2 separate regions of the Homo sapiens genome follow, and region 2 is linked to region 1. A link is a loop called in an ENCODE intact Hi-C map of the cell type or tissue named here. Cell type or tissue: breast epithelium. All regions are shown on one strand. Each heading gives the region's core, and the rest is flanking DNA. Links, peaks and the distances in the headings are about the cores only. Region 1 has its middle 87 kb from the start of LINC02607. Region 2 overlaps LINC01761 (long intergenic non-protein coding RNA 1761).

What was found. A loop is a pair of places that touch in the nucleus more often than their neighbours do. Peaks named below come from ENCODE experiments on the same cell type or tissue, not always from the same donor. Only the 100,000 strongest peaks of a DNase experiment are listed, where the experiment ranks them.
Region 2: a loop joins it to region 1, with 32 times the contacts of the local background. A loop is called at or near these places in 1 of 110 quality-filtered maps.

Annotation. Positions count from the first base shown.
Region 1 is chr1:95,595,774-95,598,696 of GRCh38, reverse strand. No RefSeq gene overlaps it. Among named protein-coding and RNA genes, the nearest start is that of LINC02607, 87 kb to the right of the region's middle. In breast epithelium, for the core only: no CTCF peak of the experiment used is centred there; no DNase peak of the experiment used is centred there.
Region 2 is chr1:95,477,391-95,480,313 of GRCh38, reverse strand. It overlaps LINC01761 (long intergenic non-protein coding RNA 1761), which reads right to left. Exons shown (of 4, transcript NR_033966.1): 4 at 958-2,923. Among named protein-coding and RNA genes, the nearest start is that of LINC01761, 4.1 kb to the right of the region's middle. In breast epithelium, for the core only: no CTCF peak of the experiment used is centred there; no DNase peak of the experiment used is centred there; H3K27ac peaks cover 979 bases.

The sequences.
Region 1 (2,923 bases), core at 282-2,781:
TATATAAAATAGGATGAGTAAGAAATAGATGGGATATTATATAGCAATAAAGATAAACTTCTGCTATGCAGGAACAGGGATGAATCTTATAAACATAATGTTGAGTGAATAAAACCAGACACAAAAAGAGATATATTATAGAATTCTGCTTCTCTCTACATATAATTCAAAAGCAGGCAAGACTAATCTATTTTAATAGAAATCAGAAGAGCTGTTAGCTTTGCAGATGTTATACTTGAAAGAGGGCATGAATGAAGCTTTGGGGTATTGGTAATGTTCTATTAAAAATATACTGATTTTTACAATACTTTATGTATGTTACATTTCAAGAAAATGTTCAGTAAATCTGTATTGTATAGAATTGTATACACTTTGTGTCAAAAACTTGGAAATTTCTTTAGCTTTCAGGGATATAATGAAAACAGATTCCAGATTAAGCAGGCCATAGCACTAAGACAAATCTCACAGTGGAGAGACACTTCCCGTCGGAAGAGCCAAATACCAAAAGGCAAGAGGTTAAAATGAATTAAAGTTTATCCATTCTTGAATCAAATGAAAATGTTACAGACCCAAGAGATTATTCTTATATTTGGACATTTTCAGTGACCTAAAAGTAGCCATTTGAAATTAGTTAAATAACATTATTTTCAACCTTTTGAAATGAGGGTTTTTTCCTTTTTATGAGAAATTGGCATTTTCATCATCGAGGAGGTACACAACCTCCTTGACACAATGATTCATTGGAATGAAACCATTTCCATTTTTAAAAAATTATGTGCTTACCAAAAGCCCAGCCATGATCTGCAGACAGAAAAAGAACAGCAACAATGTGTGCCCACAGGGGAAAAAGACAGTGGAAATTTCAAAACTGCAAAACCAGAAATCAAAAGCATTATAATGAGAATTTCCACAGTAACATGATTAAGCCCCTAATTCCTGTCTTGGTTTTGGCTTTGGTCTGTTTTTATATCATCATATGTAGGTGTGGAGAACAATAATAATAAATATTATTTTATTTTTATATGGCACTTTTTATGTTTGTAAAGAACTTTTATATTGACATGTTTTCTTGGAAAATCAGTGTCTTTTGAATCAGATCCACCTTGGTTCAAATCCCAGTCAAGCCCCTTATAAGTTATTTAACTTTGACAAGTTTTTAAATTGTACTTCAATTACCTTACGTGCACATTGGCAGTAACTACCCAAACAGATTTATGAGAAGACTGACTGAGGTAATAAGTCCATGGCATATGTATAATGCAAATAATAATGTAAAGTTCACGGCACATAGTAGGCACTTAATAAATGATAACAATTGGTATGATCACCTCATTCGACTTCTACAACAACCTATAAGGGCAGGGACTGTGTTGGTTACCTATCGAAATGCCTACCTCATAGTAGGCATTCAGTAAATATTTTTTTAACTTTTATTTCAGGTTTCAGGGGAACATGTGCAGGTTTCCGATATAGGTAAATTACATATCATAGGGCTTGGCGCACGGATTATTTTGTGACCCCAGCAATAAGCATAGTATCAGTACTATAGGTAGTTCTTTAAACCTCTCCCTCCTAGGCCTTGGTGTCTGTCGTTCTCTCCTTTGTGTCCATGTGTACTCAATGTTTAGTTCCCATTTATAAGTGAGAACATGTGGTTTTTGGTTTTCTGTTCCTGCATTAGTTAGCTCAGGATTATGGCCTCAGCATCATCCATGTTGCTGCAAAGAACATGATCTCATTCTTTTGTATGGCTGTGTACTATTCCATGGTGTATATTTACCAGATTTTCTTTATCTAGTCTACCATTGGGTGGGCATTTAGATTGATTCTATGACTTTGCTATTGTGAATAGTGCTGTGATGAAAATACATGTGCATGTGTCTTTGTATACCCAATAACATGATTGCTGGGACAAAATGGTACTTCTGCCTTTAATTCTTTGAGAAATCACCACACTGCTTTCCACAATGGCTGAACTAATTTACACTCCCACCAGCAGTGTATAAGTGTTCCCTTTTCTTTGCAATCTTGACAGTACCTGCTATTTTTTGACATTTTGGTAATGGCCATTCTGACTAGTATGAGATGCTATCTCACTGTGGTTTTTGAGTTGCATTTCTTTAATGATTAGTGATGTTAAGTATTTTCTTCATATGCTGTTGGCAATGTGTATGTCTTCTTTTGAAAAACGTCTGTTCGTGTCTTTTGCCCATGTTTTAATGGGGTTGTTTTTTGCTTGTTAATTTGTTTAAGTTCCTTATAGATTCCAGATATTAGACTTCTGTCAGATGCATAGTTTGAAAATATTTTCTCCTATTTGGTAAGTTGTCTGTTTATTGATAGTTTGGTTTGCTGTGCAGAAGCTCTTTAATTTAATTAGGTCCCATTTATCCATTTTTGTTTTTGTTGCAATTGCTCTTGGCATCTTCCTTATGAAATATTTGCCAGAGCCTATGTTCGGAATAGTATGTCCCAGGTCATCTTCCAGGGTTTTTATAGTTTTAGGTTGTACATTTAGGTACTTAATCCATCTTGAGTTGATTTTTGTATATGATGTAAGGAAGGGGTCCAGCTTCAATCTTCTGCATGTGGCTAACCGGTTATCTCAGTATCATTTATTGAATAGAGAGTCCTTTCCTCATTGCTTGTTTTTGTTGAGTTTGTCAAAGGTCAGATGGTTGTAGGTGTGCCACTTTATTTGTGGGTCTCTATTCTGTTCCATTAGTTTATGTGTCTGTTTTTGTACCAGTACCAAGCTGTTTTGGTTACGGTAGCCTTGTAGTATAGTTTGAAGTGAAGTAACATGATGTCTCTAGCTTTGTTCTTTTTCTTAGGATTGCTTTGGCTATTCAAGCTATTTTCTGGTACCATATGAGTTTTATGAAATTTTTTTCCAGTTCTGGGAAGAATGTCATTGGTAATT
Region 2 (2,923 bases), core at 305-2,804, 120 kb after region 1:
TGGGGAATTTTCATTCAGACTGAGCAACACAGACTTTAAAATTGGGGATGGAGAATAATATCTACCTCTGTGGATAAAGACGCATAGAGAGTCATGTGGTGGAGATTAGAAGAAGGATACATACATTCTTGCTGAAAGGGCTAACTTAGAAGTGGAATGCAGGCCTGGGCACAGTGGCTCATGCCTGTAATCCCAGTACTTTGGGAGGCTGAGGTGGGTGGATCACGAGGTCAGGAGATCGAGACCATCCTGGCTAACATGGTGAAACTCCATCTCTACTAAAAATATAAAAAATTAGCTGAGCATGGTGGTGAGAACCTGTAATCCCAGCTACTCGGGAGGCTGAAGAAGGAGAATGGCATGAACCCAGGAGGTGGAGCTTGCACTGAGCCAAGGTTGCGCCACTGCACTCCAGCCTGGGCGACACTGCGAGACTCCATCTCAAAAAAAAAAAAAAAAGTGGCCTACAAAGTTAACAACTATGGCAATTATGAGAGGACCCCCATTAAAATTTCTCTTTTCAGGTGAGTTTTCCATGGAATGTGGGGAAAGTCATAATTTGAACAACATTAAATATCCCCCCTTTACCCTAAACCTTTTATTCAATAACATACCTGTACACCCCTGTGAGAGGGTACTGGGGAACAAGAGATGGGCAGTCCAGTGTGGGTGAACCACATCCTCAGTCCTCTAATGGCTGCCTGGAGGGAGCTGCAGCCTATGGAGGTATCATGGGGACCATGGGCAGGAATTTCAGGCAGGGTGGGCCTGGGGGCTTGGAAGGCATTGGGAGGAGTGTATGAAGATGGGGTGGACAATTTGGGGACAACTCCTATTCTTTCCTAACTCTTCAGAGGAAGAGAACCCTATAGGAGAAGAAAAAGTGGACATTTGAGTAATACCTGTATTAGTCTGTTTTCATGCTCTGATAAAGACATACCCAAGACTGGGCAATTTACAAAAGAAAAAGGTTTAATGGACTCACAGTTCCACGTGGCTGCAGAAGCCTCATAATGATGGTGGAAGACAAGGAGGAGCAAGTCACTTCTTACATGAATGGCAACAGGCAAAAAGAGAGAATGAGAGCCAAGTGAAATGAGTTTCCCCTTATCAAACCATCAGATCTCATGAGACTTATTCACTGCCATGAGAACAGTATGGGGCAAACTGCCCCCATGATTCAATTATCTCCCACCAGGTTCTTCCCACAACAAGTGGGAATTATTGGAGTACAATTTAAGATGAGATTTAGGTGGAGACATAGAGCCAAACCATATCATTCTGCCCCTGACCCCTCCCAAATCTCATGTCCTCACATTTCAGAACCAATCATGCCTTCCCAGTAGTCCCCCAAAGGCTTAACTTATTTCAATATTAACTGAAAAGTCAACAGTCCAAAGTCTTGTCTGAGACAAGGCAAGTCCCTTCCACCTATAAACCTGTAAAATCAAAAGCAAGTTAATTACTTCCTAGATACAAAGGGGGTATAGGCATTGGGTAAATACAGCCATTCCAAGTGGGAGAAATTGGCCAAAGCAAAGGAGTTACAGGCCCCATGCAAGTCCAAACTCCAGCAGGGCAGTCAAATCTTAAAGCTCCAAAATGATCTCCTTTGACTCCATGTCTCATATCCAGGTCATGCTGATGCAAGAGGTGGGTTCCCATGGTCTTGGGCAGCTCCATCTCTGTAGCTTTGCAGAGTACAGCCACCTTTTCCAGGTGAAGTGTGCAAATTGTCAGTGGATCTACCATTCTGGGGTCTGAAGGACAGTGGCCCTCTTCTCACAGCTTCACTAGGCAGTGCCCCAGTAGGCACTGTGTGTGGGGGCTCTGACCCACATTTCCCTTCTGTGCTAGCAGAGGTTCTCCACAAGCACCCTGCCCCTGCAACAAACTTATGCCTGGGCATCCAGGCGTTTCCATATATCTTCTGAAATCTAGGTGGAGGTTCCCAAACCCCAATTCTTGACTTCTGTGCACCCTCAGGCTCGACATCATGTTGGGGCTGTCAAAGCTTGGGGCTTACACCCTTTGAAGCCATGGCCCAAGCTGTACCTTGACCCCTTTTAGTCATGGCTGGAGCAGCTGGGATGCAGGGCACCAAGTCCCTGGACTGTGCACAGCACGGAGACCCTGGGCCCAGCCCAGGAAACTATATTTTCTTCCTAGGTCTCCACACCTGTGATGGGAGAGGCTGCCAAGAAGACCTCTGACATGCCCTGGAGACATTTTCCCCATTGTCTTGGGGATTAACATTCAGCTCCTCATTAATTATGCAAATTTCTGTAGCCAACTTGAATTTCTCCTCAGAAAATGGGATTTTCTTTTCTATCACATTGTCAGGCTGTAAATTTTACAAACTTTTATGCTCTGCTTCCTTTATAAAACTGAATACCTTTAACATCCCAAGTCTGAATTAACACATCCCAAGTCACCCCTTAGATGTTTTGATGCTTAGAAATTTCTTCCACCAGATACCCTAAATCATCTCTCTCAAGTTCAAAGTTTCCCAGATTTCTAGGGCAGGGGCAAAATGCCACCAGTCTCTTTGCTAAAACACAACAACAACACATATCTTTGCTCCAGTTCCCAACAACTTCCTCATCTCCATCTGAGACCACTTCAGCCTAGACCTTATTGTCCATATTGCTGTCAGGCTTGTGGTCAAAGTCATTCAACAAGTCTCTAGGAAGTTACAAACTTTCCCAAATTTTCTTGTCTTCTTCTGAGCTTTCCAAATTGTTCCAACCTCTGCCTGTTACCCAGTTCCAAAGTCGCCCCCACATTTTCAGGTATCTTTTCAGCAACACCCCACTCTACTGGCACCAATTTACTGTATGAGTCTGTTTTCTAAGATAAAGACATACCTGAGACTGGGCAATGTACAAAAGAAAAAGGTTTAATTAGACTCACAGTTCCAAGC